Regions from separate parts of the Homo sapiens genome. Here region 1 is linked to region 2. The links are chromatin loops, found by intact Hi-C in ENCODE. Cell type or tissue: heart left ventricle. All regions are shown on one strand. Each heading gives the region's core, and the rest is flanking DNA. Links, peaks and the distances in the headings are about the cores only. Region 1 holds the start of LOC101928417 (a long non-coding RNA gene). Region 2 overlaps CDH13 (cadherin 13).

The links. Peaks named below come from ENCODE experiments on the same cell type or tissue, not always from the same donor. Only the 100,000 strongest peaks of a DNase experiment are listed, where the experiment ranks them.
Region 1: a loop joins it to region 2, with 2.5 times the contacts of the local background. A loop is called at or near these places in 6 of 110 quality-filtered maps.

Annotation. Positions count from the first base shown.
Region 1 is chr16:82,985,104-83,001,352 of GRCh38, forward strand. All of the region lies in intron 2 of CDH13 (cadherin 13), which reads left to right. LOC101928417 (a long non-coding RNA gene) reads right to left here and starts at 5,195. Exons shown (of 3, transcript NR_110937.1): 1 at 5,023-5,195. In heart left ventricle, for the core only: no CTCF peak of the experiment used is centred there; no DNase peak of the experiment used is centred there; H3K27ac peaks cover 825 bases.
Region 2 is chr16:82,631,283-82,647,531 of GRCh38, forward strand. The region is part of intron 1 of CDH13 (cadherin 13); the gene reads left to right. Among named protein-coding and RNA genes, the nearest start is that of CDH13, 12 kb to the left of the region's middle. RefSeq lists enhancers at 12,649-13,257, 13,258-13,865. In heart left ventricle, for the core only: CTCF peaks have their summits at 8,635 (motif pointing left) and 10,223 (motif pointing right); DNase peaks (open chromatin) are centred at 6,988 and 8,609; H3K27ac peaks cover 367 bases.

The sequences.
Region 1 (16,249 bases), core at 4,940-12,939, 350 kb after region 2:
AATAGTAGTTGCTGTATTTCTCATAAGTGTTGAAAAGGAATCCTTACAGAAATACATTACTTTAATCCTAATGTATTTTGACTTCTTCAGGATGCACAGGTGTCCAGGGAACTGTAGTGTCAGTATCTCTGAGACCTTAGGAGAACTTCTTTTGAATCTAAAGGAGGGGGAGTTGAAAGGCATCTCTATTATAGCAAAAAGAAATTAGAGGGCTGATTCATCCTATTCTGTAGGGAAAGCAGAACTCTGCTCAGAGATCTTGAAGTAAGTAAAACATGGTAGTTACTTTTGGAGGAAAATAAAGTACCATCGAATGTAGAATCTGATGGTTTCAGTGAAGGTAATAAATGGTGCTTTGATGACAACTGTATTCATTAGACATATTTGTGGCTTTCCTCCTCCTTTCTCTTGCAGATAAATTCTCACTCAGGCCCTACAGAGATAGGTGCGTGGTTTTAGAGATCATCAGATGTGGGTTTAAGATCACTTTTGCCACTTCCCATATGCGAGATCTTGGGCAGGACCCTCACCCTCTCTGAACCTTGGCCTCTTCTTTCTGAAATGTTGGTAATTGATATGGTTTGGATATTTGTCCCCATCCAAATTTCATGTTGAATTGCAATCCCCAGCATTGGAGGTGGGACCTGGTGGGAGGTGACTGGAGCATGGGGACAGATTTCTCCTAAATGGTTTACTACCATCTTGGTACTGTTCTCATGATAGTGAGTGAGTTCTTATGAGATCTGGTCGTTTAAAAGCACATAGCACCTCCCTCTTTGCTCTGTCTTGCACCTGCTCTGGCCATGTGTTGTGCCTGCCTCCCTTTCACCTTCCACCATGACTGGAAGCTTCCCGAAGCCTCCCCACAAGCAGAGCAGACATTGGCATCATGCTTCCTGTAAAGCCTACAGAACCATGAGCCAATTACACCTTTCTTCTTTTTAAACTACCCTGTCTCACGTACTTCTATATAGTGACGTAAGAATGGACTAATACAGTAATACTCTTACACTTATTGTAGAGATGTTGTGGGACAACATAAGACAATTGTAAACACAGTCTGTGCCTGCAAGTTCAGCCAGGCACTCTGTAGAGATCAATACTGTCCCTAGGATGCTGTGAATTTTCATATTGGTACGTCTGAGCCTGAGTAACACTTGGCAACCAGAGTGAGCCCCAGAACTGGCTCATGTGGAGGTCAGTGACAAACCTTTGACATTTGATACAATCAAAACCAAGCCGCTTTGTTTAAAATGCTCATCAAATACCTACCATGCACACTGTGTATATAAAAGTCATTGTCACAAAAGCCCTTTTTCAGAATCTCTAGCTTGCCATTTCTCTCAGATTTCTTATTGTCCTCTGGGTCAAAAACACTGCAAAATTTCATTCCTTTACCACAGCAAGCTTTTATTTCTGGTGTACACACCCGAGTGTTATCTGGAATGTGGCTGCTCTAAGCTGGGCCTCTGCTGGATTTAACTCTAGACTATTGGTTGAGCTAAGGTCTTCTTCCTGTGTCTCTTATTTTTCTAGGGATAGCAGAAATGAAAGAGGCAAGTCCAACCACACAAACATATCTCAAGCCTTTGCTTGAACTACATCCAATAGTACCTGCTGGTCAAACCAAGTCACAAGGATAACCCAACTGTAAGACCATGGCAAGGTGATGAATGTCTACAAATACCGCAAATGGGTGAAGAATTGAGACCATATCTCATTCTGTCATACCTGGAACTCCAAATTTCCCAGTTCTTTTAAACTTTTATGAGTTAGGTACTTTCAAGTTGTGTAGGACAGACTCACCTGGTTTGGGTGAGTTAAGTCTATGGAAAGGGAACAGAAAACATGTGAGGAAACACTTATCCCATCTATTCCATCTTATCTTGATGGAATTAGAATTTAGGGATTCACTTTTCAGGGACAAAAAGCATTCAGGAAGGTGCCTCACACAAAATGGCTACTCAGGAAATGTTTATGGAGAGGACATGTGAATCAGTGAGGAGCGGCTGTAGCACTGGTCACCTTGCCGTTTTCCCAGAAGTAGCCTCCATTGCTCCCTCCTCTGTGGTCTTCAATATTCTCATGATTCAACTTCCCTGTCTTCTTTGGTTCTTCCAGTTACTGCTGTATCCCTTAAACTCGCCCAAAAGGAAGGATTGTGTTGCATTAATTAGCTGTCTTTCTATCTACTGGGCAGAGATCTTATGATATGCTGCCTCATTGGCATGAATCAGCCAATTTTTGTTTTGTTTTGTTTTGTTTGTTTGTTTGTTTGTTTTTGAGACTTTGAGATGGAGTCTTGATCTGTCTCCCAGGCTGGAATACAGTGTCACGATCCTGGCTCATTGCAACCTCCTCCTTCTAGGTTCAAGCAATTCTCCTGCCTCAGCCTCCTCTGTAGCTGGTATTACAGGCCCCTAAAACCACGCTCAGCTAATTTTTGGATTCTTAGTAGAGACTGAGTTTCACTATGTTGACCAGGCTGGTCTCAAACTCCTGACCTCAGGTGATCTGCCCGCTTTGGCCTCCCAAAGTGGTAGGATTACAGGCATGAGCCACTGTGCCAGGCCATGAATCAGCCAGTTTTAAAAGGCTTCTTTTTAAGTTGCTGGTCACTGGTTGAATCGCAAAGAGTGTAAGGACCATGCAAGGAATTCCCTATGGCTGCATTCTTCAGCAAGGGTCTGTGGGTTTTGCTATTGCTTAGAGACTCAAGGATTTTGTGTTGGGTTGCCCCATCTCTTGCTTTGTGATTCTGCCTCTTGGGATTTGGAAAGGTAACCTGGATCTAGCACAGAGAGGTCTTTCTCCCTTTGAAGTGTTCATCATGATCTGATGAGTCAACAGTGCCTCGTCTCATTGTTTGCTACACTAGCTGGCTGGAACACTACCCTCCCAGCAGAGCACTCCCTGCCAGAGCATGATACTGCCACTGCCAATTGAAGCACGGCTATGTTTTTACATCTTGTAGCAATAACCCTCCTTCCTCAATCATTGAAGACTGATCAGCTGGGCCAAAACCAAAGCAATATAACCCAGGGTCGTGTGTGTACATGCATATGTGGTGTGTGTATGTGCACATATGCATGTAGTGTATATGTATGCACATGTATGTAAGAGCACGCACACACGTGTTCTTTTTAATATAAAGAAATGCCTTTAGAGAATGAAATGCACTGGGGGCATCCAAGGTGAGGAGACTTGAGGGAATGTTTTTTGTTTTTTTTCTTGGCAAATCAGTGAAAGATGGGCAGATAAGTATGGTGAACCCCTAGTGTGAAGTAGAGAAATTGGAGGCTGGAGTTATAGAGGCAGATGTTGAAGAACGTGGAAGCTTCTAGAAGAGCTGAAAACGTCCATAGACTGAGTAATCGGCCAGGCACAGTGGCTCACACATGTAATCCCAGCAGTTTGGGAGGCTGAGGCGGGCAGATCACCTGAGGTCAGGAGTTCGAGACCTGCCTGGCCAACATGGTGAAACCCCGTCTCTACAAAAATACAAAAATTAGCTGGGCATGTTGGTGGGTGCCTGTAATCCCAGCTACTCTGGAGGCCCGAGACAGGAGAATTGCTTGAACCCGGCTGGCGGAGGTTGCAGTGAGCCAAGATCGCACCACTGCACTCCAGCCTGGGAGACAGAGTGAAACTCCAACTCAAAAAAAAAAAAAAAAATGCGAGTAATGAAGGGCAGATTCAGGACCGGGACTGGATGCTCACTCAGTAGGTTGCTGTGTCCCGCAAGGTAGGAGGTGTTCTGTGGGTGAAAGGCAAAGACAGAGAGGACATCAGGTCAGAACATTCCAAGTGAGACTCTACGTTCCTTGAAGACTCCATTGTCTCATTTCTTTTTATATCTCCAGTGCCAAAGACCTAAGTGAGCCCTCTGGATATTAGATAAATAAATTAACTTATTAAAGGATGAAAGAGTGAACTACTAAGTTAATTTGAAATTGAAATATAGGGTAAGGCCTGCACTTACACAGAGAAAATGAACTTTCAAAAATGTACAAAGCAGACAAAGGGGAGACGGAGAGAGAGAATGAAGACTGAATGGGTATCCAACTGATACCTGGAACATGGCAGTGTGAGTAGCTGAAAAAGGAAAAGACCTCAAGGAATGGGGCTGTCTGTGGGGCCTATATTTATGTTGACATCACTCACAAGTACAAGTCTGCATCCCTGGGTGTCCTCAGACAAGCATATAGTTTGCATATCGTATTACCTTTTGTGTTAGTAATCACTGATTTTGAATCTTAGCTGACTGTGGAGGTGCTGTTCTGCCTTTGACATGGCAGTGTGAGCTGGAGAGGGATGGGGAGATGAAGAAGCCACATGTCCCAGGAATATCAGGATCCTATAAACTTATTCTGGGTAAGGCAGTGGCAAGGGTGACCAGCAAAGTGGTGCCTGAAGGCTGGGAATCCAGTCATGTCAATTTTCTTGTTTGTTTCTCTCTGGCACCTTCTCTAGGCCCAGAGCCTAGATGAGGCTGTGTGGACCAGTGATACAATGGAGACTTTAATTTTCTCGATTAGTGCAGAGGATGAAGAAATCTCAGCAGTCATGCTGTATTCAAGGTGCAGGGTATTGCCTGCTTCTGTTCTCAATGCTGGCTCTCGTAGCTTAACCCACCTATACAGAAGTGACTTGTTTTCATCCCCGTCCTGGCCAGTGACTCTTTAACCAGGCAATGTGATTTACGTTTAGATGTTAGTTTAATCCCTTTGTTTCTTAATGAAGCTGCCCTTGTTAAAATCCCTGGGACCTAATCATAGAAATTCTCTCTAGCCCCACGTCTCCGTTCAACAACTGCTTAGCAAATTTCTCATCAGTCCCATTTTTTTTTTTACCAGCTCCCCTCAATAGCCATTTCTTGTCTCCAAGGTTTTTTGAAGCCCAGAGGCTTTTCTTGTCAGGCAATTCTCTTATTTCAGCCCTGCAGTGAACTATCCATATACTGTATCACATCATGATTTTTTTTTTCTCTGCAACCTCTCCCTTCCCCTTGAAACAACTTACCTTTATCTGTGTTCCAACCCCAATCTGTTGCGTCTAGAAGTCAGAGAGCCAACTGCCAATCATTCTAGAATTCAGCATTTTCAAAGTTCATCTTTGAAATGGATAGCCTCTTGTTCTGCAGAAAAGCAAGGATCCTAGAAAAAACATGCAAACTGCATTTCAAGGAGGATGGCATCATCTTTTTGTTTCTCTTGGAATGACTCAGGAGTGAGGAAACAGGAATACATTACTGTGGTTCCCACTCATCTTGGCCTACCAATCTCTCCCATCTTTCTAGGTACAGCCCATCTTGTGATGGGCTGGGACCTGGGCCCCTCCTGGACTTACGTTCAGGATTTCAAATAACTTGGATGGCAGTCTAGCCAAGGAAGCCAAAAGCTTCCATCTCTTCCTTGTCGTTTGTGTGGGTTTTTTGGTTTGGGTTTTTTTTTTTTTTTTAGAGACAGAGTCTCACTTTATCATCCAGGCTGGAGTGCAGTGGCACAATCACGGCTCACTGCCGCCTTGAACTCCTGGGCTCAAGTGATTCTCCCACCTCAGCCTCCTGAGTAGCTAGAATTACAGGTGCATGCCACCAGGACCAGCTATTTATTTATTTATTGTAGAGGTGGGGTCTTGCTATGTTGCCTAGGCTGATTTTGAACTCCTGGTCTGAAGTGATCCATCTTGGCCTCCAAAGTACTGGGATTACAGGTGTGAGCCACTGTGCCCCACAGTATATCTTTTTAAAATGAAGACTTTCTTATCAGATTTCAGCACCAAGGCTCATACATATGTTGACTCAAGAATTAAAGGGCTTTAGTTTCATGTGCTGGCACTAATCAATGGCTCTGGTTTGAGAACAATTTTGAAACCATACTCGTCTCATTGGAAAAGAGGGCAGTAGTGGTGCCTACCAGAGATAGGGCATGAGGAAGCAGTAGTAGCATCCCTGCCATGCACCTGCCATCCTTGATTTGATAAAGTCCAGAAGCACATCTGATCACACCATCTTGCACAATGGCCTTCTCCCAAGCAACAGTGACAACTTAGATGGCCTGGAAAACTATTTCAAACTAATAGCAACATGTCTACCAAGAGTGCATTATTAATGACACATTCAACTGAAAAATTGATCACACGCTCTTAGGTATTACATGGGTCACATTTGCAATAATTTTGGTTTTTACTGCTGAAAGGCAAATTTAAGGTAAAAATCAAATACTTTAAAAGTATATATCTTAATATGCCTTCCTCTTAACATTCATCTAGTAAGGGGGGAGATGTAGAATTTTGATATAAATTGGCCAGCCTTATGTTGATTTATCTTTAACACAGATTTCAACTCCTTCACTTCAGTTGCCATGAACTGCAAGGCCCTTGTTCAGTCTGGCTTTTCATCTCTTTCCTGCCCAAGTCCAATTTAGCTCTTATAAAACAACCAGACTACTGCAATCCCTCATCTCACGGCAACCTCCAGGACATAATATATAAAACTTACCCTTGACATGTGGGTGGGTCAAATAAGTGATCAAAGGGCAAGTCATGATCTGAAAGCATGGTAATCTCAAGCAACCGCTGATGTGAACATTGCGTGTGGCACAGTGAAACTCAAAGGACTCCTGATTTTGGCAATAAAAACGATTGTGTCTATAAACTGAGAGAATTATAGAAGTTTGAGCACAGCTGATCTTAGCCTTGAACATAGTTGAGGAAGAGGGAAGGAGAAATTTAAAACTTTAATTCTGCCAATTTAACAAAACCGCTTCACATCATTATCTAGGATGAGAGTGATATAAAGAAATTTACCAGAACTTTTTCCATTAATCAAAAAGAAGGTAGTGAATGAGATGGAGGATCAATCATGTCAAAAATTTCAGAAAGGGATGAGGAAATAATTTCTAGCAAATTATATAATAAAAGTATGTTTCCACTGAAAGGAGCATTGAGGAAGAAGAAGAGTATTTCGTAGAAGTGAAACGGCACTGATTAACCTCATTAAGGACATGACTTCCTCATACTTTAATAGGAAGTGGTAAACTTCAGAATGAGACCAGCACTATGTTGAAGTATGTCCTAGTCCAGCCTCTGTTGTGAGCTAGCTGGGAAAGCATGGCCTTATCTGTTTCAGTATCCTTATTTGTGAAATGAAGAGCTTGGCCTGAAATCAGCAGCTCTCAAATTTTCGTGGGCATCAGAATCACCAAGGATGTTTGTAAATGTTTTTAAAAGTCAATTTTCAAGACTCCATTAAATGGAGATTTTGATATATACAATCAGAGTTAAATATGTGTATATATAAAAAATATCTTTAAGCTAGAGTCTCTTATCAGTGAGACTTTGGGCTCTACGTGCAGAGAGACTGGTTTACAACCAGTCAAGGGGCAGGGTGGGGATAGAATTCAGAACTTTAGAGATAATCTAACATTCTCAGAGACTAGAATTCTGCAGTGTTCTGGAACAATACCCCAAGGTCAAAAAGCTTTAACTAAATGTTTGTATGATCAATAAATTGGTCTGATTTAAAATTAGCCTATAAAGACATTTTTTAAAAGCAAATGCTTAACTTCAATACTACATGACAAGAGGGTGATATACAAAAAAAAGTTACTATGTGGTTCTTGGCATCAAGCAGATTAAAGTCTACTTTGAAATAAAGACCATAATAAGTAGTTGACCCCATAAAAATTAAGCAATAATGGGAAGAAGTTCAGAGGAACAGAAAATCAATTCATGCTGAGATGATAATCAAATTATTGGTAAAAATGAAGATGCTGGTTAGGCATGTCCTTGGCTAGAGAAGGGCTCAGGCTTGCAGGTTTAATGACCTTTAGCTGAGACCACCCCACGTGTCCATCTGCCTCAGGATACTCTAAGTCTCGTGGCTGAAGCAAAGTCTTCCTTAAACAGGGCTTCCATTGGGCCATGCCAGCTATTTTGTTTGTTTGTTTCCTCAAGACTTACCAGGCCCTATCTTCTGATTCCACCTTTGATCTTAGGTAGGTTAATTCAGTTAATATATTACTAATAACTGTCTACACTCTTTCTGCCCTCGATATCTGTTTCCTTCTGCTAACATTTTATGACTATTCTTTGTGGGTTAATTTCACATTTTATCTCCCAAAGGCAGCCCAAGTTCCCTCCTTTCCAGATGTCTTGGGCTCTCCCACCGTAGAGCATTGGTGCTGCCTATACTGTTGTTCTTGATTTCAGAGAACGTTCTACATCATACAGATGCTTACGCTTATTAAACTACTGATTTAAGTTGTTGCAGGTTTTGAGTTACCACTGGCTTTTGACTCAGTTGAAAAAAAACAAAGAATGGTCCAGGGTGAGAGAGGTGTGTAAATTGACTCCGTGAGGACTCTAGGAACTGATCTTTGACTTCCTCGCCAGCCTCTTTGCCAAGCCCAAATTCATCATCATTGTGAAGTAGCATTGGGCCATGTTTAAGAAGTTTTCTATAAGAATTTATTTTGGATTAATAGCAAATAATTGCAGCTGAGTCAGCATTAAAGACATGTTATATCAGACTGTGTCTGCTAGTTCAGAGGATGCTGCTTCTCGGATGGGACTTAGCTGAACACGTGTTACACCTCTGGGGAAGTGTCTACAGCATTGTACCAAAAAACACAGAAAACAGGCCACTGAAACAAACACCAGCAGACATAGCATTGGCAGGATCTAACAAGCAGGTTTTCCTGAAACGTCATTTTGACAGGGTTATAGTCAGGTGGAATCTCTTAACTGCAGTGGTCACCTGGTGCTTCGTTCTTTGGTGCACAGAGAGGGGGCTGCAGAGGATTAACATGGAAGAAGCAAGCACTCCCCCTCCGTTGTTACCCCTCCCTGCAAGATCCTGAAGCCCTGATTCTTTCCCCATCATTATATCCCTTTTCAGGAACGGAAATGTCTTCTGCAGAGCCAGCCCATTCCCTCTGGTGCTGGTCTCAGGGGAAGTACAGCATCTGGCTCCCACCCTCCATCTAATTACCCATCTGTTTGTGGGGAGGGAAGGGATGTTCTATTCCCCTTCTCTTCCCAAACATTTTAATGTGCTGATGCATGAAGACGACAGCAGCTGCACCTCAGAACCCATCCTTTGTGCATCACACTCACTGGCTTAGCTTTTCTGTTCAGTTCTTGGATGGGCCTCTTTATAGCTAGAGACCCACGTCTCTAACTCCTCCTCATCCTGACTTAGTACAACCCTGGCCCTTGCATTAGACTGCTCCAGATTCCATGTTGCTCTCTGATTCAGCATCATCAAGCCTCAGCGGGGTGCCTGAGACCCCCTACCTTTAGGGAGGGGCAGGGATTTCCCTGCTCTGCTCTTGGCCTAGGGCTTCTATCAGCTCCAGCAAAGAGACCATGGAGAGCGTAGCCTTTCATCGTAATCTCCCAACCTTTACTCAGCTAATGGCCCCTTTGGTTATTTCTCTCTCACTCTGGAAGCCATGTTTAGAAAGAGCTGATATACTGAACAAATTGCACTTAATAAATATTCACTTATTTTCCCTCTTTTTAAAAATTAATCAAGTTCTTTGTAAGGAAGAAAAACGTATTAGTCTTTGACAAATGAAACTACCAATCTCCATTGATACCTACGTTGATAGTATTCAAGCCCCAAACAAACACTTCTTAGCTGGCTCAGATGATCTGGTTAAGGGGAACTTTGTCAGTTTAGTTCAGCTTTGTGAAATACTGAAGGATTTCAGACCACTATTAATACCTGAGTAAAGTGGTTAAGAGAATAACTTTGGACATAGAGACAGATGGGTTTCATTTGGCCACATACTAGCTACATGACCTCGGGCAAGTTTCTGAACTTGATGCGGCTCCATTTCTTCATGGGTAAAATTGGGGTAATTATACTATTGATCCTGTAGGATTATCCTGAAGATAGAATGCATAATGTTTACAAAGCACTTGGTACAAAGAGGCATAAAGCAAGAAGTGAGTAAATGTTAACTGCTGCTATCTTTATTCCCGTCATTTTAATCATCACTATCAATTATCATCACAACCCAAGTGGCTCAGGGATGGAGAGACCCCAACTAGGACCCTCTCTCCATTCTAGGGGAAACATTTATTCAACTCAACTGTGGCCAGAACTCATAGTGAATCTCGCTATAGTCATCCTCCGTTTTGCAACAGCAGATTTTGCTGGGCTCGTGGTCACTCAGCTAAAGACTACTTTCTCCAGCCACCTTGCATCTAGGTATGACCATGGAACTGGGTGATGGCCACTAAGACATGAGTGAGCGTGATGTTAGCACATTAATCCATGCCTTTGAAAGGCAAGAAGTCTATTTTCCCTTCCTGTTTTTCCCTTCTTCAGCTGAAACGCAAACGTGGTGGTGAATCATCTTGAATTAAGCTGAAAAGGGTAACATGGAAGAGATGGCATGGCAACAGGATGCATCCCCAATACCATCAAGCCACCATTCCAATTCTGGACTGCCAACCTAGACTCTTAAATAAGGGAGAAAAAAAGTCCTTTTTGCTTTAAACTACTGAATCTGATATCACCTATTATAACACCATGGTGTATCGTAAAAACACACCAAACAACTATTTTCAAAATAGATGTGATACTTCTCCCCAGTTATACAACTTCTGGAAGCAGGAAGCCACTGCATTCCCCCACCCAGCTTGTCATGGTTTACTTCTGATTGGATATAACTAGATGATAACAGGGATCACGCTGCATCCATTGAGGAGAAAGATGATTCAACCCTCTCGCGGGCTGCTGGGGAATCGATATCGTTTAATTATGAGAAAGTAAACTGTGTTTACATTTTACACAGTGGCAAGAGGAAGGTCAAATCACAATCCTCATACCCTTTATCAAAACCATGCATCGCTGTTTGTCAAGTGAGATTCAAAATGGGATGAACTTGGAGAGTTGCCATCTTCCTGTTTTCTCCCTTGTTTGTTCATATGGCTGTGCTTTACAAGATTAAAAGGCTTACCGGGCAAAAGCATAGCAGAAGGAAGTAAAACCTTCGGGCAGATGAAATAATTCTTCCATTTTAGGAAAAAAAGGCAATTAGTTATTTGAGGTTTTCTGGGTGGGGCAGTGAGTAGAAGGTCATTATGTTCCTTTCCTGTTGTATATCGAAAATCAGTTGAGAAGTAATGAAAATGGTAAGAAAAAGAAAAAAAAAGAGTAAACCCTCTTCCTCTCCCAGTGGCCTCTACCCCATGACTCATCAGCTTCCTGAACTGGAACAACACTGAGCTTTATGACTACAGAAATGTCAGCTCTGAGCACAGTGCATACTTCTTTGTGTGAAGATCTTAGGCGGTTGTGCAAAAGCCAGCCCAGGACCCAGCATGGTCCTGCTTTATCTCTCTGCCGGGCTAGTCTCCATGTTCATTAGAAATGTGTGATTTCTTGACAAGCACTCTTTGGATTTGCTGCAGAGTCAGGTGATACATTGAAATCAGCAAAAACATTAATGATAGCAACAACAAAAACGACCTTGTTTAAGTTTTACGCCTTATAAGGGGGCAATGTTAGCCTTGTAATAAAAATGAGGTAACTGCAACTTGGAAATATTAGGAAATTTATTTAGGATATCTTAGAAAATCATAATGAGAGTGATGATGATGATGATGGTAGTGATGATGATTATGGTAATGATAACTATAGTGATGGTGATGACGATGGTGATGGTGGGGGTAATGGTGATGGTGATGGTGGTGATGATGATAGTGATGGTGATGGTGGTGATAGTAATGATTACGGTGGTGGTGATGATGATTCTAGTGATGGTGATGCTGATGGCGGTGATGGTGATGTTGATTATTATGGTAATGATAATTACGATGGTGTTGTTGATGATGGTGGTGGTGGTGGTAATGATGATGGTGATGGTGGTGATGATGATGATAGTGATGGTGATGGTGATGATGGTGATGGTGGTGATGATGATGATGATGATAGTGATGGTGATGGTGGTGATGGTAATGACGGTGGTGATGATGGTGATGGTAGTGGTGGTGATGCTGATGGTGGTGATGGTGGTGATGATGGTGATGATGGTGATGATAGTGATGGTGATGATGGTGGTGATGTTGATGGTAGTGATGATGATAATGATGGTAATGGGTGGTAAAGATGATAATGCCTTACTCTAGGCTAGATATTGTGCTAAATATTTCACTGACAAGCAAATGTGTAAACTCACAGTGCTCAGTATTGTGATTGACCCTAATACGTTTTCACTAATTGTTGGCTTCAGGGCTAGGACTAGAGTGAGGTGAATGAGGTACTCTCTTTGGGTCCAAATTTAAAGGGATACGAAAAATCTCAGTAATTAAAGTAAATAATATTTAATGCAATATTTTATAAAAATAAAAATTAGTGCAAAAATCCATGGTAAACAAAATGTCAACATTTTAAATAAAGGTTCTGTACATGCACAATATATTCTATTTACCTTCCCCTAATCCCACCCAGTTGTCTCAGCTAATGGCAATCTTATTTTATACTTGATGAAACAAGCCTGAGCCCAGGTTGTTCTTATCCCTGTTCTATAGGTGAAAATACTGGGCACAAGAGATTTTTCCACAATCACATAGCTAATATATGGAAAAGCTGGGATTTGAGCTCAGCTATATCTAACATAGAAGTTCAGCAGTCTATCTGGCTTCTAAGGTAAGTTTCTGTCACAACATTAAATATTCAGTATCATTTTCTGGGCTATTTTTAAATGGTAGGGAGTCAAAGAGATTAACTACCAGTTGCAGCTCTTATCAGGCCAACAATATCAGCTAAGGTGAATCTGATACTAGTAGAACTCTAAGAATGTGCATTTATTAAGTCACTCATATAAATAATATATTTAACCTACTTAGAAACTCTGTATAGAAGATATCAGTGTTGTATTTCATAAATAGAGAAAGAGAATCTCAGAGTTGAGCACTCACAGTCATGGTCAATTCATGGCAGAGTTGGTGACCAGCTCAAATTTTCTAGGTTGACATAATCCTGTCCTTTCTATGGCTTCAAAGCCATCCACGTTTGTCTCTTGATCCTGGAACTTTTTATATTTCGTCATACAGACCTTCCTAAGATCCTCACTTTGCTTGTATCATTTTCCCTAGAATAACTATTTTCTAAAACGCATTAATGCATTGATTTTAATAACATCTTGTGTCTTATGTAATTTTAAAAATCAGCATATATTGACTGAAGACATTTTGACAAAAGAGAAAGAAAGAACATAGCAAAAAAGCATTTCCAACTTTCATAAATAAGCAAGAGTATCACTTTCGTGAAGTTCTTTTCTATTTTGTTTTGTCCTGTTTTTTTATAGTGACATGTAACTTTTTCTTTTTCTGGACAGCCTGTCCTCTTGGTGATAATAAAGCATGATGATAAAACAAATGAGATCTCACTACTAGACTTTTCTGTCCAGGAAATACTCTTGACTTCATCTGTCCTCACCTCTGCTTGGACCTTGTTTCATCCAATACCTCATGCCACTCTCAGCTTTCCAATTTAGATCCTTCTCTTGGGTCATTCTCCTCTGCTATGAATTAGCAGACATTGATCTTGTCCTCTGACAAGTAGTTATCAGCAGTTATTCATAAATGGATTTAGTATGTTCCATATCCTTAGAATAACATATACATATAAGCAAAAATTAAATATAATCTTAGGGGTTTCACAGGCTCCCCTAAATCTCATTCATGTACGCCTTAAGCCTGACTTAAGAAACGCTGCCATGTAATTTCCCCTTGATCCTTTTTTTTTTTTTTTTTGCAGATACTGCCCCTTCTCATTTTTAACTTTCACCAACACTTTTCTTGTTAAAGAAGCTTTCATTCTCTGCCGCTGTAATTTTCCTTACGCACATGAATATTTATCTTAATCAAGTTTCTCCTCCCAAGAACATCCCTTCAGACACCAAAACGCGTATTCTTCCACGTTCCATCAGCAGAAACTTTCCTTCATTTGATACTTGAAGTCCATCGCTCTGGTGAAAGCATCCCTCTTCTTGTTTTTCATTATGTTACATTCTTTGGACTTGTCCTCTTATCTATGTACCTTGTAACTTCCATTTAGCCCTCTTTTCTCTTTCAACTTCCTTATTGTAGATACTCCTTAATGTTACTAGCATTTAAGTTGTTTTTTTCCCCCCTCCTTTGTCAGTCCCAAAGCTCCTATGGCTCAACTGTTGGTGCACATAACCTTAGGGAGGTGATTTGAAGAAATTTTACCGAAATGTTGTATGACAAACTCCCAATAACAGGATTTAAGAGAATACCACTTGTTCTTACCCCTTCAGTTCTCTTAACAGGGAAGAAATATCATAACCACATAACACATGTTTATATATATAGATATGCCCTTACATCAAAATAAATTCTTGATGATACCAAGATACGTGTTCAAGGCAACCATAAAACACTGGAAAAAAATCAATCAGAGGTGAATTTTTTCTTATCTTATGGTCAGGCAGAGTTTAAGCATGACACCAAAAGTTAAAATAAGCTGAAAATTGATATCATTGGCTACATAAAATTTTAATGCTTCTGTACAATAAAAACTGTATAAGTATTAAACAAATGACATGTTTAAAAACACAGTTTGCACTATATATTCCGAAGGGCAAGGACCCCTCTCCAGCAGCTGTCGTCCAGCACATATTTAACGTTTCCATATATCTCTGTCCTCATCAATAAGATGAGGCTAATGACGCTGCCTCTGCGGTCCTTCTAAGAAGCAGATGGGATAAAAGAGTGTGCACCAGTAGCTCTAAACCCGGGACAATTTCACCCCCTGAGGGCATTTGGCAGTGTCTAATGACATTTTTGGTGGTCATGCTGGGGGATGCTGCTGGCATCTTGTGGGTAGAATTCAGAGATGCTGTTAAACATCTTGCAATGCTTAAGACATCCATGCAGAACAACAACAACAAAAAAATATCCTGCCCAAAATGTCAATAGTGCTGTGGCTGAAAAACCCTGGTCTATACAGGGTGGAGGATGTTGCGGAGCGTTTGGTACCTGGTAAGTGCTCAGTAAATGTCAGTCATTTTTACATCTTATTGGGCAATTCTATGTAAATGCCTTGTCCCTAGGAATATCCACAGGTTTAGCTTATTTTTTTTTTTTTTTTTTTTTTTTTTTTTTTTTTTTTTTTTGAGACAGAGTTTTTCCTCTTGTTGCCCAGACTGTAGTGCAAAGCTGCGATCTCGGCTCGCTGCAACCTCCACCTCCCAGGTTCAAGCAATTGTCTTGCCTCAGCCTCGCGAGTAGCTGGGATTACAGGCGCCCGCCACCACGCCCAGCTAATTTTTTGTATTTGTCGTAGAGACACGGTTTCACCATGTTGGCCAGGTTGGTCTCACTACTGACCTCAGGTGATCCACTCACCTTGGGCTCCCAAAGTGCTAGGATTACAGGTGTGAGCCACCTCACCCGACCCCAAGGTTGTCTCTTTTTTCTTTTCTCTTTTTTTTTTTTTTTTGTTTTGTTTTGTTTTTTGAGAGGGAGTCTCGTTCTGTTGCCCAGGCTAGAGTGCAGTGGCGCAACTGCAAGCTCCGCCTCCTGGGTTCACGCCATTCTCCTGCCTCAGCTTCCCAGGTAGCTGGGATTACAGGTACCCGCCACCATGCCCGGCTAATTTTTTGTATTTTTAGTAGAGACAGGGTTTCACCGTGTTAGCCAAGATGATCTCAATCTCCTGCCCGCATGATCCGCCCGCCTCGGCCTCCCAAGGTTCTGGGATTACCGGCGTGAGCCACCGCGCCTGGCCATTTATCTGTTAAGGACAGAACATGACTTGAGGGACAGCTTACTCATTCTATGCCTATTTGCTTTTCTCTCTTTCCTCAGCGCTTTTCACTCTCAGCTACCCCTTCCAAACCTCAGCTGATTTTACTACCATTCAGATGTATCACTTGTCTCCTGAAAAACACATAGAGCTTCCTTTGTGAATTCTTACTGCTCTACTTACCTGCTTTTAATCTGTTTATGTGAGAATGTTGTCAAGATCTTCTAGTAGATCGTAAGTCCCTTGAAGAAAAAGATGACTTTATATTTATTCCAAAAAACCCCTGTGGTGACCACACAGCATAGAAATCTGCACAGAGCAGGCAAGTAACTTACGTTTGCTTCGCAATTCCATCTTCTTAAGTCGTTCTTGCAATTGAGAATGCATTTCTAGCCTTCTATTGGAGCTGCTTAGCACAAGTAGTGTTGCATTGGTGTGAATTCCTCCAACCCATTT
Region 2 (16,249 bases), core at 5,226-13,225:
TTGGTTGGACTTGATTTCATTCTTTAGGTAGCCAAAAGGCAGGAACAGTTCTGCCTGTGGAAGGAGATAACCTTCCCCCTTACATAACCACCCAGAAGGGTGACTCCTGAGCTAGGTCCACTCACTTTCCATCACTCATTGAAAAGGAGAAGGAAATATCCCCCTGTCATCCAATTACAATAATCAGCTGGACAGAATCAAACCAAGTGACCAGTGGTTTTGGCATTGTTTCTATTTAGCTGTCAGCCAGGTACCCATGCACCTGTGAGAATCTGACCCTCCTGAAGGATGCTGCCAATATAATTCCCCACAGCCCGCTTCTTCTGCAGCCACCTGGGATCCCAGGCCTGGCTCCTCAGGTATGAACAGGCTGCACAGACAATGAATGGCTGGGCTGTAGGATCTCTTGCTCCTGCAGTAGGCACTCAGCAGTGGCCTTATTCTAGAGTTAGGGTGGAAAGTCATCTTTCTCTGCTGAGAGAGGCAGCTTGGGGGAAGGCAGGAGAGGAGAAGAAAGGACATTTCTAACTTGAAGTGCTGACTGAGCCAGGGTCTGTGGAGGTGAATGTGTCACCCTCTGGCTTAGCAAGTTGAACCTCGAGACATCTGCTTGGTGGTAATGGAACTCATCTATCCCAAACCTGCAACTCTGGCTTCTGGGCAGAGGTTGCCAAGTAGCAGCCACAGGCTAAATTTAGCCATGGATGCAGTTTGTTTGGCTCAAATGTTTTGCAAATTGTACATTAATAAAAAAGAAATCCAGGTTTCTAGCATTTCTGAAAAAGTCAGGTCAGGCAACCCTAGATCCACACTTCAACATGGCCGTACTTGACAGGGCTGAGTCACTACTGCCCTCTTTAGGCAGGACGTGCCTCCGTAGCTTGCCATAATCGTCACCACTCTCTACTACCCAGCCTTCTGTGCTCACTAATTTTGCCTGCTTGCCCCTAGGGCTTTTTGAGTTTGGGACCTCTGCTTTCACAAATGTTGAGGTTTGATCAAATTGATGCAGTTTATTTCTCAGTGATGGACTATTTGGAAAGGGAGGGACTGGCCTTTTCTCCTTCCCTGTGATTGAATTCCATTGATGTGTGCTTTGGAACAGCATGACCAAGGGGACTGCAGCCCCTCCCTGAGCACATTACTGGCAGTACTTTTGGACAGGCACCCAGAGAGACATAGCACCCAGATCATTGCTTCAGGTGTAAGAGTCATGCAGAGAAGTGACACGCTGCAGCTCTGAGTCAGTACGAGCCCTGGCACACCAGTGTGTTGGTACAAAATGTCATCACGCACCAGCAGCCAAGGGACTCTGAAACCCTGGGATCATATAGAGGCCTGCATACCCTCTCTGTCAGCAGTCCTCAACCATTTTGGTACCAGGGACCGGTTTCGTGGAAGACAATTTTTCCACGGACTAGAATTGGGGGGATGGTTTTGGGATGATTCAAGCACATTACATTTATTATGCATTTAATTTCTGTATTGTTACATTGTAATATATAATGAAATAATTCTACAACTCACTATAATTTAGAATTACTGGGAGCCCTGAGCTTGTTTTTCTGCCACTAGATGGTCCCATCTGGGGGTGATGGGAGACACTGACAGATCATCAGGCATTAGACTCTCATAAGGAGAAGGCGACCTAGATCCCATGCACGCACACAGTTCACACAGGATTCCAACTCCTATGAAAATCCAGTGCCACGGCTGATCTGACAGGAGGCAGAGCCCAGGCGGTAATGCGAGTGCTGGGGGGCCATTATAAATACAGATGAAGCTTTTGCTTGCTCACGGGCCACTCACCTCCTGCTGTGTGGCCTGATTTCTAACAGGCCATGGACTGGTACTGGCCTGTGGCCTGGAGGTTGGGAACCCCTGCTCTACGTAGTGTTCTACCAAGAGCATGGCTGTCCTTGGAGAACAGTGACAGCTGAGCATCATCATTCCATGAGTGTTGCTCCCTCACGGTATAGACATAACCAGAACGTCACAATAACTTACTCTACTTAGACTTGCCAAGGCCTCCGGGAACACTGCTCTAATATTCAGCACCTTTGTAACTTCAGGATAAAGCTGAATCTGCAGCTCTGTCACCTACTTTTTTTCTTTGAGACGGAGTCTTGCTTTGTCACCCAAGCCGGAGTGCGGTGGCGCGATGTCGGCTCACTGCAACCTCCACCTCCAGGGTTTAAGCAATTCTGTGCCTCAGCCTCCCAAGTAGCTGGGATTACAGGTGCCCGCCACCAGGCCTGGCTAACTTTTTTATTTTTAGTAGAGACGGGGTTTCACTGTCTTGGCCAGGCTGGTCTTGAACTCCTGACCTCGTGATCCACCTGCCTCGGCCTCCCCAAGTGCTGGGATAAACAGACGTGAGCCACTGCGCCTGGCCAAGTACCCTTATCCATAGGACACTGTCACATCCTAGCACCGTCCTGGAGCTTGTGTGATGTTTTTATATCTGTTTTAACAGTTAACACCCACGGCCGTTCTACATACAGTGTTAATGCTACAATTAATGCTCTCTGGCTCTGTAAATACTAGACTAATCTGTCTGCCTCATCCCATACCAGCAGGTGAGCCTCAGATGATTCTTGTTTTCCATAGCTACAGACCCCAAAGATCAGAGTAAATATAACTCCATATACACATATGAAAAAAAGTGATTGTTTTTCCTCTGCCAGTTGCCAACAGAAGTCAAATTCTAGAAAACTAACATTAACAACAGGCACGTTTTGACTTGTCATGTCTCATTTCAAAGACACCAATGAGCATCACCCGATCTGCTGCAGAGGCACAAAGACCCTGTGTCTCCTAGCTGAACGCAGCCCGGGCTGGGGCGGAGGGCAGCAGCTGCTCAGCCATCAACAGCCCTGCCACATGCCTGGGCAGGGCCCGGAAATGAGCTCAGCCTCTGGAGGAGCCTGGGGAATGGAAGGAAGGAATGTGGCAGCTTCCATCCTTGCCTTACGGGGCCTTCAGGCCAATGTCTCTTTCCCTCAAGGTGTCAGGGAACCGCTTTCTTGTGTTGTGTGCTGCAGGAAGAAGGTGGTGGCTGCAGACACCTGAAGCTTGAGCTTCTGTGATTGTCTCCCTGTGGACTGATTGCTGTAGGGCCTGCGGAAAGTTGCTGGACACTGCCAGCGGAACCGAGGCTGACTCAGACTGCCCGGAGTATCCCTCCTCAACTGCCATCAGCCGTCGGGCATCTGGGATCATCTCACTCAGGGGTTGCAAATTATGGCCCGTGAGCCAATTTCTCCCTGCAGTCTGGTTTTATAAATAGTTTTATTGGATTATAGCCACACCTATTCATTTATGTAATTGTTTATGGCTGCTTTTGTGCTATAACAACAGAGTTGAGACTGTCTGGCCCCTGAAGCTGAAAGTATTTACTATTTAGTCCCTAAAAGAAAAAGTTTCCTGACTCTTTATCTAACTTAAAGTTACAGCCAAAGAGGCTTCTGGGCGTCTTCTCAAATAAGAGGGGCCTGAGAAGTTCAGCCGTTGGGGACTTTTCCTCCTAGGCCCCAAGCACTTGAGCAACTTGACTTCAGGGAGATTCACCTGAGACCAAATGGTTCCAATAAATATCTATGATCTCTATGGAGGATCTACTATGTTCCAAGCACCACTTGTGTGTGCAGGATACAGTTGCTCATAAGGCAGACTGAGTCTCTGCTCTCCTGGGGCTCACAGCTTGGCAGGAAGGATCAATAGCAATTAATGAATAATTTAAGATGGAGACAACTGTGATGAGGGAAGAAAGCCCAGCTGTGTGAGGTCATGCCGTTCTAAATATTTTGCCTAGGTGTTCTTTGTCTTTCTCCTCCACTAGACTATAAGCTCTGTTGTGGTCCACATTGTGGCTTGATTTGTTCATTTCTATACTCCCAGGGCTTAGAACAGTGCCTGGCACATAGTACTCAGCAAACATGAATGAACAAATGAATGAATGAATATAAGAAAGACATCAGAGGCAGATGAAGGATCTGGGCGGCTTCCCTGACAACCTGATGCTTCAGCCCAAATCTGGAGGAGCAGTAGGGCTTACAGACAAAGACACAGTAGAGGGTGTGGGTGGGGAAAGGCATTCCAGGAAGAAGGCACAGTCTGGGTGAAGCCTCTATTCAGGGGAAACACCACACAGCCAAGGCAGTGATGTGAAGTGTGGCTGGGAGGTGCCAGAGCCAATGGGGCCATGTCAGCCACTGCAAGAATATTGGTGTTTTTCTCAGAGCAAGTGGCAGCCATTGAGGGTACTGAGGGAAAGGTACAGAGTGATGTGATCAGATTTGCATTCTGGCTACAAGTAGCAAATGGGTTGGAGCTGGGTAAGAATGGAAAGGAAAGGCCAGTCTAGGGCTGAGATCATGGGAAGCTGGATTCAGGAACGACGGTGCAGAGATGGGGCAGGTGATTGAAGTAGACTGATATGGTTTGGGTCTCTGTCCCCACCCAAATCTCATGTCATATTGTAATCCCTAATGTTGGAGGTGAAGCCCAGTGGGAGGTGATTAGATCAGAGGGCGGATTTCTCCTTGCTTTAATCGTGATAGTGAGTTCTCACAAGACATGGTTATGTGAAAGTGTATAGCACTTCCCCCTTTGCGCCCCCTCTCTCTCCTGCTTGCTGTGTGAAGACGTGCCTCCTTCGCCTTCCCCTTCTGCCACGATTGTAAGTTTCCTGAGGCCTTTGCAGCCATACTTCCTCTACAGCATGCAGAAGCAAGCCAATTAGACCTCCTGTCTTTATAAATTACCCAGTCCCAGGCAGTTCTTTATAGCAATGCAAGAATGGACTAAATCCTATTCAGATAATCCAAGAGACATTTAGGTGGATAACTTGACAGGCTTTGATGGTGGCTGGGTATGGAGATGGCAGGGCCAGAGAGAGGTGAAGGAGGCCTGCTTGAGTTCTGACTCTTCCAATTGGCAGGAAGAGTCAAACAAGGAGACCAGGTGTTTGACATTGTAAACAGGGTCGGTCTGAGGGCTTCTCTATGTGGGAGTGTAATTCAGGCTGCAGAACGTTCCTGGGAGAGGCACCTAAGGCCTGCATTACAGTATTGCCAGCAGATCCAGTCCATGCCTGCATCTAGGATGGGCACCGTGGGGGCCTGGAAATGCCCTTGAATAAAGTGACCGACGTGCAGCCTGTACAATTAACCAATCTCTGAGACTTTTCATGCACAAGATATTTGAGAGAAACATTGCCAAGCCCTTTAATCGTTTCTTGAACATTCAATCAGCAGCACTGGAAATATGTCTTACATGAAGCAAATAATGATCTTCTACCCTCAGCAATCGCTTTGCCAATGCTAACAAGCCTCTGCTTCAGCATGTTGGGTGTAGCCTTGGTGACTTCTGTTTGTGGTGTAGTAGGAGAATATTCAACTGGGTGCCAGGCAGTGGTATATTGGTAAATGTTTAACAACTGGGCCACTCTAAAGAAACACCCAAACCAGAAAGCAAAACCCAAACCAAGACACAACCAAGTAATTTGTAGCTCTTGCCAATTTCTGTGATGTAAATACTCCCGTCATGGGCAATTTGAATCTGCCAACCTGAGAGTTTCCTAAAAACTTAACAAGGGGCTCTTGCTACCTGATACTAACTGGCTCCAGCACACCATGGACCTGGATCCTGTTTCTAGCTCACCCCCTCACTCGTGGTATGACCTTCAGCAAGCAGCTTGAATGTTTTCATCTGTAAAATGGACCAGGTTACTTGGAGGTTCAAGTGAGTAAAAAGATGTTAGAATGCAGGGAAGTCCAATTTGCTGCAAAGATGCATGCAGATTATCTAAATCATTATCACTTACAAGGAAACAGGACCTTTGGCCAGGATCCTACAGCTGTCTAATTGGGCCCTGTAAAAATACTTTGATTCAGCCACTGAATGAAGTTTGATGTGTGAGAAACAGAGGGTGTACCTCTGCTTCCTGCAGTTCTGCATGTTTTTGCAGTAAGAAAGATTATTGCGTTCTGTGGCAGTATTGATTCCGAACGTGTCTATCTTGTTTTTCTGCTTTCCCTTCTTTTCTTCCTTTTCTCAACAAAGATATTTAGTGAGTGCTGTATGCCAGGCACTCACCTAGGTACTTTATCCTCAGAAGCTGAGGTCTGTACAGTTACTGTGCCTTTTTTTTTTTTTTTTTTTTGAGACGGAGTCTGGCTCTGTCACCCAGGCTGGAGGGCAGTGGCGCGATCTCGGCTCACTGCAAGCTCCGCCTCCCGGGTTCACGCCGTTCTCCTGCCTCAGCCTCCTGAGTAGCTGGGGCTACAGGCGCCCGCCACAGCGCCCGGCTAATTTTTTTTTTTTTGTATTTTTAGTAGAGACGGGTTTTCACCGTGTTAGCCAGGATGGTCTCGATCTCCTGACCTCGTGATCCGCCAGCCTCAGCCTCCCAAAGTGCTGGGATTATAGGCGTGAGCCACAGCGCCCGGCCTATCGTGCCCTTTCAACAGATGAAGAAACTGGTGAGTTTAAGGAACTGACCCAAGATCACAGAATAATAAGTGGTGAGCTGGGATTTGCACCTGGGTCTGTGCGTGGGCGAGTCCACCTGGGGCCCGTGTCTTCACTCAGCGAGTATTTATTGAGCATTTAGGGAATTCAGAGGTAAACGAGATGAACTGAATCCCTGTCTCATGGAGCTTACAGTTTTGTGGGAACAGCAGATAAAAACAAGTAAGTACTTGAAATAATTACAAATGTGGTAATTGTTACAATAGGAAGCAGTAGAGGCTGAAATCCATTGAAGGGAGAAGAGGCTGCTGTGCCTTCCTTTGCTCCTTTGCTTCCTTTCATCTGCCTTGCCTCCCTCTTTCTGCTGTCTTTCTTTCTTTCTTCCCTTAAATGTTACCTACCAACTATGAAGAACGCTGCAAACCTGGGAACCCAGAGGTGAACACGACAGTCCAGGCCTTCACTAGGAAATGTGCTGGAGCAGAATTAGAGCCTGGGGCTGGCCTGGACCCAGAGCTGCTGGTGCCTTGGACTGCTTAGGGACTGCTGAGCAGACCTCCTAGCCCTTTAGAAGTGAGCTTGAATCCCTGCCCAGCCATTTACACACTGTGTTGCCTCAGATAATTGACTTCATTTCCCTCCTTTTCTGTTTTCCCCTGTATTAAAACAACTGAAAAGGAATATCTATGCTTGCCCTGCAGGATTTTTGTGAGAATTAAATAAGTGTATGTTAATGATGTCATCCTATGCTTAAGAAATGTTGGTTGTATTACTTTTCACCCTATGCTCCAAGGAATTTTATGGTCTGAAGGTGTCATGGGGTCTTGGCTTTCAGGATGTGACTCACTTAAGGGGGGAAATGACTGTGCATGTCATAATGCGTGGACATTAAAAAAAATAAAGTTTGCTCCCCAGGGAGGATTTGCCAATTCCCATATTAGTAGGTCCCCCAAGATTGTTCCCCTCGGGATTCATGCCTCATAAAATCATTTGATCTGGTGGGATCTCATCTTCTTAATGTGTCTGCCCATCATCTGTTCCTGGGAGGCTTTATTAGGGCAGTGTGTGCGTGTGTGCGTTTGTGTGCATGCACGCACCAGTGCCATGAGTACTTGTTTAAAGTACCTCCATGTAACCACAATTCACTGTAGTTGCTATGCACTAGTTACCCATGTTATCTGGAATCCTTCCTGCAACCCTTAGAGGCGACTCTTATTCCCAATTTTATATACGATGAGAAGAAGTTTTGAGTGGTGGAGTCATTTGCTCAAGGCCACACAGTCACTGAGAACTGGGACCAGGGTTTGGACCCATGCGTCTTTATTCCTGTGCATATTTATTTTCCTCTATGTTGCACTAGTATATAAAAGTTGCCTTTCCCACTCCCCTCATTATATAAAAATTCTTTCCTTTGTCTATTTTGTTCTCTACCTCCCTTAAAGTCAAGATAGCTGCCTGGGATGACTACTTTTTTGAGTTCCTAGTCTCTCAAAGTGGGTCTGGGCCCTGGACTTCCTGTCTGGGCTACTGATTGCAACCTTCAGAACAGGGTCAGCCCGGGGTCATTTGTGTTCTTTGTCTCCATGTCCTTGCTTTTGACCAGGGCCAAACAACCCACCTGCACTGCATGGTTCCCCCAGCAAGAACATCCCAGTGAGAATGGCCCACAGATGCCTGGGCGTGACCCACCTGCAGCTTCAACCATGCAGGTAAATTTGCCTGCTGCTGTGTCGTGTGGCTGGATGGAATTCTTCCCTAGGGATGCTAAGAAACCCTGTTGCCTAAGTCAGTGCTTCCTGCAAGCTACTCTTTGTAATTCTTTCCCCAAACAAAAAGAAAACAAGAAATATACAGTCTGTAGCTATATAGAGACACCTGGATCTATATTGTGTGGCAATTGGATTGAATGTAACTTGAAGTTTATTTTTGTCTTACCAGACTAGTGTTTTTTCCTGTTAATTTAAGTGCTTTAGTGAGGGTTGCCATTGATTGAGCAAACATGTGTTGAGTGCTTATTATGTACCCAGCTCCATTTTCCGTACTAGCCACAGAGCAGCGAGAGCATGGCCTTTGCCCTCCAATCCTGTTCTGGTGGACAGACACTCTCTCCCTTGACAGGGTCCTCACCACTGTGTGCACCGTCCCGCCACCTGGTGGCCGTGCCTATCTGTGCATTCCCTATTTGGTTAACTCATTCACTTAACAAATATTTACTGGGGGAAGACAATATCTCAAGCACAATTCTCAGCATTGAGGGAGGCAGCAGTGATTAAGAAAGACAAGATTGCCTGCCCCCGTGGAGTTTGTGTTCTGATAGCAGAGAAAGACAGGAAACAAGAAAAATAAATAAATATGGTAGTTTTGCGTAGTGATAGTGCTATAGAAAAACGTTCAAATGGGGTAGAGTGATAGACAGTGTTGTTCTGAGCTTGTCCACCACACCCTCTTGGGACAGAGGATTCTTTGTTCTGATGGAATGGCCTTTCTATAGCATAGAGATGAAATGTGCTACCGTTTGTGAAAGGAAGTTAGTAATACATACATGGCATTTTTGTCTTCACTGATAAAGTGTTGTTGGTCAACTTTTGTCAACTCTCTACTTTTTGTTTGTGTTGAAATTTTACTGTTGGGAATTTACGAATATGGCAACTAATGATTTAAACCAGGGGTAGGTATCCTTTTTCTGTAATGAGCCATCTAGTAAATAGCTGGTTTCTCTTGAAACTGTTCAATTCTATCCGTGTAGCATTAAAGCAGCCACAGCCGATATGTAAATGAATGGGCAGGGTAATAAAATGTTATTTACAAACACAAGCAGAGCTAGATTGGTCCTTCAGGCTGCCATTTGCCAACCACTAATCTAAACCAGTAGCTGCCTTACCAGTTGGTCAAACTTGTTTAAGACAGGGATAGGGCAGAGGCCAGCGAGGGGAACCAGGCATTCTCTTTGGCCTCAGTTGCCATGAAAATCATGGTACTTCTTTAGGGTCACATATCACTAGATTATTTGCATTAACTTTTATCAAGGTAAAGATGCTAATAGTCAACTATGGAACATAATTCTCAGAGTAGATCTAACATAGGAATAATTTAGCTTTGTAATATTTATCTGGACTACAATTTTTAAGGCACTTTTGCTACCCAAAAGTATCTTGGGGTTAAACACGCTCTTGGATTGAATTCCTCTAAATAAATAGAGACACAGAATTGGGTTCAGGGGGTTAAGTTGGTAAATGATCTCAAGGTCCATAAGTGAGCGAGTGGGGAGAGTGAGACCAAGAAGAAGGAAAGCCAGCAAGCCAACAGTGAATGTGTCATTGAGGTGGTCACAGTCATGGGAAACTGGCTTCTTGCTGCTGGGTCTCTACAAAAGCACTGTGTAAAGCTCATTTCCGAATGGTCCCTCCACAGAATAGGTGGCTGAGGGTGTATTCACTCGCCCTTATCTTCTGCTGGTCAGGGGTGACCCCTGCCGTCATTAACTTCTCTGTGCTTCCCTGCTGAGCCTTTGCTGTCATGGGGAGCAGTCATGACTTTGGAAGCATCATAGCAGAAAAAATGGAAAGGTATGGCAAGTTGTTGGACTGTCAGGATATGCCCTGGGTAGGGTATGAATATATGTGATTTCTCTTGCCACCATTACATGTTACTGGAAACTTCCTCAGTAGAGCTAATGGTAACAGAAAGAATTATGGTAGTGGTAATTTTTAAAACCTTCTGAATTTGGTTAAGCACCCTCCTGCAGATATTCTCTTTCCCACTAGATGGTACCAGTATGCCAAAGCCCTAGAATGCTACCTTAGGGCCTCGTCTTTGACATGTGATATATTCTCATTACTTTTCAACAATGAATGAATAAGCCAGTTGAGGTCAAAGGAATCAACTATGGATGTTTTAGGGACAGGAGATGGGAGAAAAGTGGAGGCTGTCTAAACAGTTACCCTCATTCACGCATTCAGTCATTTATCAACAAATATTACTCAGCACTGACTGAGTGCTCAACACTTTTCTAGGCACTGGGAATACAGAAATGAGTAAGACAGGCCAAGTCCCTGCTCTGGTGAGCTTATGTACTGGCTGGGAGAGAGACAATAAAAAAATGAACAGGTAGGTATGTGATGTCTGCAGGAGGGTGATGAGTGCCATGAAGAATGAGAAAGCAGGCGAGGGGGTAGATAGCGACAGGCAGAGGTCATGGCGCTTGCCTTCGCTGTTGGCTGTAGGGTGAGAGATTATTTTCATCTGCTTCCCAAACCCAGTTCTTCCATTCACCAACTCCTTATGACACCCCTATGCGGTTTATTTTTGAAATGAAACTAACAGCTCATGGAGGGCAAAAAAAAAAAAAAAAAAAAAGTGGTGCTTGGCAAATGTGTGTTCACTAGTCGGGGCCCACTGCAGCCTAACACCTAACTCATTGGACTGCTTGTTGGCTGATTTAATTTGTCTGGAATATTTCTGAATTACTATTGTTGTTGACACACAATAGAGTTGCATTTAACTCAGAGGTTAGACTATAAGGTCAGGGTTTTAGGCAAACACAGTTGTCATTAGCCTTGAACTCTTTTAAGTTGCCCATTAAAGTACAGTAGGCGTGGTTTAGTCTATGCATCCCCGTATTGTAATCAATAGGGAACAATGTATAATGCACGCAGTAATGTACAGGGCATAATAAAGAATATATGCAAGATATAATTTTATAGCATTTAATTGCAGTATTTACATTGTTCTTTTTCTCTCTCTCTTTGGTGGGAGAGCTGGCTTTCCATTAGTTAAATGTGCATATGATGAGACTTGACTATATTCATTTAAGCCACATTCCTAATCATACAATCTCCACCAGACTGTGCATTACGTAAGGCAAGACCTGTTTTCTCTGTTGTGTTCTGTTTATCTTTGGATTCCCACTACCAGTCAGATGCTTTGGGGTGGGGGAATTGAGGAATAATAATAGTAGAAGTGGCAGTAATAGTAGCTGATATCAGTGTGGTGCTGATTTTGAACCAGGCCTGGTGTGAGTGCTTCAGATGCATTAATCAGCACATGTAATCCTCATAGTGACTCTATAAAATATCTTCTATGGTTTTAATCCCATTTCATAGGTGGGGAAACTTCAGGAGAACTTAGTAAAAGAACCTAATAAAGCTTTAGGACTCTAGGGCTGAGATTCAAACTCAAGACAATTCCAGACACACAAGACCACATGTTGTATGATTCTATGAAATGGAACAAACTGTCCAGAAAAGTCAAATCCAGAGACAGAAAGCAGATTAGAAGATGTCTAGGGCTGGGGGCAGGAGGAAATGGGGAGTTACTGCTAATGGGTATAGAATTGCTTTGGGGAAGATGTAAATGCTCTGGAGCTAGATAGTGGTGGTGATTACATTAGCTCTCTGTAAATAAACCCCAAACCTGGGAATCATATATCTTAACCGGCTAAGCTTTATAGTATGTTACACATGTCTAAATAAAACTGGTATTGAATAGGAAAACAAGCAAACCTTGGGCAGGTCAGCCTCAGGGCTCCTGTTTGTTCATGAGCACACACCACCTGTCTTACAGTTGTTCACCACCTGCTGGTGATACTCTACTTGCTTTACTTATATTAACACTGCGACTCCTCAAAAGATCCCCATTGTCCACCCTACTGAGATCAGAAAGCGGAAGCAGAACGATGTTGAGAAACTTGGGGCTGGCAAGTGGTAGTTTCAGGATTAAGACCCAGGCTGTTTGGGTCTAATTCCTTCTGGCTACACTGGTTCTTACATGTGTTTCATTCATTAAAAGCAACCTGTGTTATTTGGAACTGCAGGTCACCTTGGCCTATTGGAAATAAAGCAAGGGTTCTTCACGTTTGTTTTGCTGATTTGTAAAGTGAATTAAGAACCATCTTTTGCCTCACTGGTTATTATTCTCATAGTAGCCTACCCTGGTGTAGAGTTCTGGCTGCAAAGCTCTCAGAGACTGAAGAAAAGGAGATGGTTTAGTGTTACTGACTTTTTTTAAGACAGGGTCTTTCTCTGTTGCCCAGGCTGGATTGCAGTGGTGCAATCATAGCTAACTGCAGCCTTGACCACCTGAGCTCAAGCAACCCTCTTGCCTCAGTTCTGGAAATAGCTAAGTGGGACTACAGGTGTGGACCACCAGGCCCAGTTAATTAAAAAAAAAAAAAACTTTAAGACAAGGTCTTGTTATGTTGCCCATGCTGGTCTCGAACTCCTGGCTTCAAGTGATCCTCCAGGAGTAGCTGGCATTACAGGCTTGGCTGACTTTTAAAAGTAGTAAGTGGTTTAGGATGGGGGGTGGTATGGAGGTCGGGTGGGGAGAAAGAGGAGAGAAATCTAATTGATATGCTAATTGTCATTGTACTCAAGTTGATAGCAGATTGCTGAAGGATTTAGGATTTACCCAAATTAACATGAATGTTTGGCACCCTTTGGCTGGTGCGGCTGAAGAATTCAATAGCCTAGTAATGAGAAGTCAATCTAAGGTCTAAGGCTGGGAAAGGAGCTCCCACTTCTTACATTCAGTGCTCATCACTCTGCAAATCAAGGCCCCCCGAACTCCTCCCACCCCTGCCTTCTGCGTCTCCCTCTGTGCTCTCCATCACCCCCCTACGGAGTTCCTTTGATTCTCAGGTCCCTTAACCATGGAACGTACTCCTGTCTGCCCTCACTCGTGGGTTGATGATTTCTATCCTTTGTCATGTTGAAAATGCTGAGTGACAAAGCCATTAGCCATGCACAGTGAAACAAGGAAAGCAGCCTAGAGCTGGTCCCCAGACCAGGCCCAGTGCACGAGTTTGGGTGCTGGAAGGGGAGGCTTTATGGAGGCAAAGCTGAGGGGCTGTACGTGTCTTCATAGGTCTCCAGTCTGTAAAAGCAACCACGCTTTGGGCTGGGGCAGAAGTCAGGACTTGAACTGGCTCTGGCTGGGACCCAGGCTCCCAGGTAGCCAGCTCCCAGGTGACAGGAGTCCGCTGGGCTCCCTCTGATTCTTAAAGCCTTTCCAGGTAGCAACAGGAGATCACGCAAAGCCACGTAAGTGTCTGATTCAGTCCTCCCTGGTCAGTTTTCCAGCATAGCGTTTTGCAAAATGTGTTCTGAAGAGATACTGGTTCCATGGGAGGTTAATATGGGTTCTGGGGAAAAAAAATTAGGGGAATCAAAAAATTACTTGTATAAACTAATATTTTGGAAAACTCTGGAGTTAGAGAAGTGGACCAGATTGGGTTTTGTTTTTTCACAAATGAAAGTCTCTGAGATTGTAGTGTGTTTCAGTTTCAGAGGGCTCTTCCCAAACCCCTGAGGTTAAGGAAACTCTTGTACACAGTGGGTCTCGGGCACTAACTCACAGATCACACTTCTGAAAACAAGCTCCTAGGATGCCATATCTCAGAGTACGGGCTTCGACGGGGCCCTTCACCCAGCTCCAGGACCAACTGGGAGCCTGTTAGGACTGCAAATCCTGTCCTCTGGACCTAGAGAATGAAAGCCTCTGGGGGCAGGCTCAGAAATCTGTGTTTCCAGATTCCACTGGGTTTTCAACTCCATCCAGAATAATTCTTCTGGTGTCACTGTGAATATTTGCTGATCCTTCTGACGTCTATCCGTGGTGCTTGTTTCTGAAGTGTAGTCTAAACCGTTGGCTCTCAACTGTTGGGGTGAGGGGGGTTGTGACCCTCGGGACAGTTTGCAATATCTACAGACATGCTTGTTTTTCACAACCTGGGGAGGGGAGTGGGCATCTAGTGGGCAGAGCTCAGGGATGCTGTTCAACATCCTACAATGAACAGCACAGCTCCCACCACAAAAGGTTATCCTGACCCAAATACAGTAGTGCTGAGGTGGAAAACTCTGATCCAAATGCATAGCTTCATACTCACCCAGCACACACAGGGATTTTTATCCTTATCTTATCCTGTTATTACTAGGAGGCTGGAATCTGAAGCTGGGGCTGTGAAAAGATACCTCACAGCAAGCCGCTATTCATGTATAATTTTTCAAAAGGTAAAACCAAGACTCTTGGGTAAATACGCACTTCAACTCATTAATTTATGAAGAAACCAGTAAGATGCCATGGTTATTCCAAAGGGCATTTAAGAAGCTAAGGTATTCGTAAGGAATTTAGCAAAGAAATGTGAAGACGAGATTGCTGAGTTAGATAAAAAGTGGTTAATGTTCATCATGCCTAAACTTTTGGGGGTTATCTGTTCTATTAGATAAAAAGTATTTGCATCTCTACTGGACAAAAGTTGACCACTTAAGTGGTGACTTCACAAAGTCTGGGATCTTCAAGAGCAAACAATGAGATGAACTAAGAGCATGCTCCTAAACAACTTCAGGTTGTCCCTGACTGATAACCAAAGGATGTGCCATCAACCATTTGGGCCTTGTTTGCAAGCTTTGAATAATTTTTCTGGTGCTTTAAACACATTATTGTTAGTATTTTGAGACGGAGTCTCGCTCTTTCACCCAGGCTGAAGTGCAGTGGCGTGATCTCGGCTCACTGCAACCTCCATCTCCAGAGTTCAAGCGATTCTCGTGCCTCAGCCTCCCAAGTAGCCAGGATTGCAGGTGCCTGCCATCAGGCCCAGCTAATTTTTTTTTGTATTTTTCATTGAGATGGGGTTTGACCATGTTGGCCAGGCTGATTTCAAACTCCTGACCTCAAGTGATCTGCTCGCCTCGACCTCCCAAAGTGCTAGGATTACAGACATGAGTCACCGCGCCTGGCCTAAGCACATGACTTTTAATTTACTGGTGCTGCATGGTCTGTGAAAAGTGGGTCAAAGAAATGGGAAGTGATGGGAGGAGAGGTCACAGGAGGCCAAGGTTGTAATATGGTTAGAAGCCATTTCTTACCTGTCTTCTATGAAGTGTGGGTTGTGAGCGATGCTTTCATTCAAACCTATGAGGTGCATCTTGTCATCATCCCCATCTACAGATGAGAAAACTGAGTCAGAGGAAGAGTTAGGTATGTCAGTAGCAGGCATGGGCAAAGGAAGGAGAAAGTAATGATCAAGATGATAGAGGGAGAATTGCAATTAAGCCAGAGAGAGGAAGGATGATGTTATAAGCTCGAGGGAAGCCTGAGTCCAGATCTGAAGCAGATATACTCACAGCACGTTCAGGGGGTAATGAAGAGGCTGTTATGGGTGACTATGAATGTGAAGGCAACGTGAGATTGGATCAGAGTTAGAAAGATGACAGTTGTTAATAGCATCAGTGTTATTTTAGCCAAAGGACTTTACTATTGCTGTAGTGCAGTGCCTCGCAGTACACCATGACAGTTAAGAGCCCAGGCCTCGAGGGAAGGTTACAGTTTGAAGCCCAGCTCTGCCACTGTAGGGCTGTGTGACCATGGGCAAGTTGCTTAACCTCTGTGCCTCAGTTACCAGATCTATGAAATGTCGGCAGTGAAACCTAGCTGATATGACTGGGATGGGGATTCCAGAGAACCTTGTAAACACTTGGTCCAGCAAATAATATGGCCTCAGAAAATAGAAGCTGGATGTGTTTACGTACATGAGGAAATGGACAGATAGGACTTAACAGACCATGGTTGTGAGTGACTTGGCTGTAAGTGTCACAGTCTCAGTTTGAGTTTCCTCAAAAGCGGATGCTGTGAGGAGGATTTGAGTGCAATAAATTCTCTTGGGAGGTGGTCCAAGGGGAAGTGTAGAGGAGTGGGAAAGTGAGGCAAGGAAGGAAAAGGAAACAGACGAGGGGTCTGTTACTCAGGCAGGTACTGCTCTGGGTGTCTGGAGCTTAAC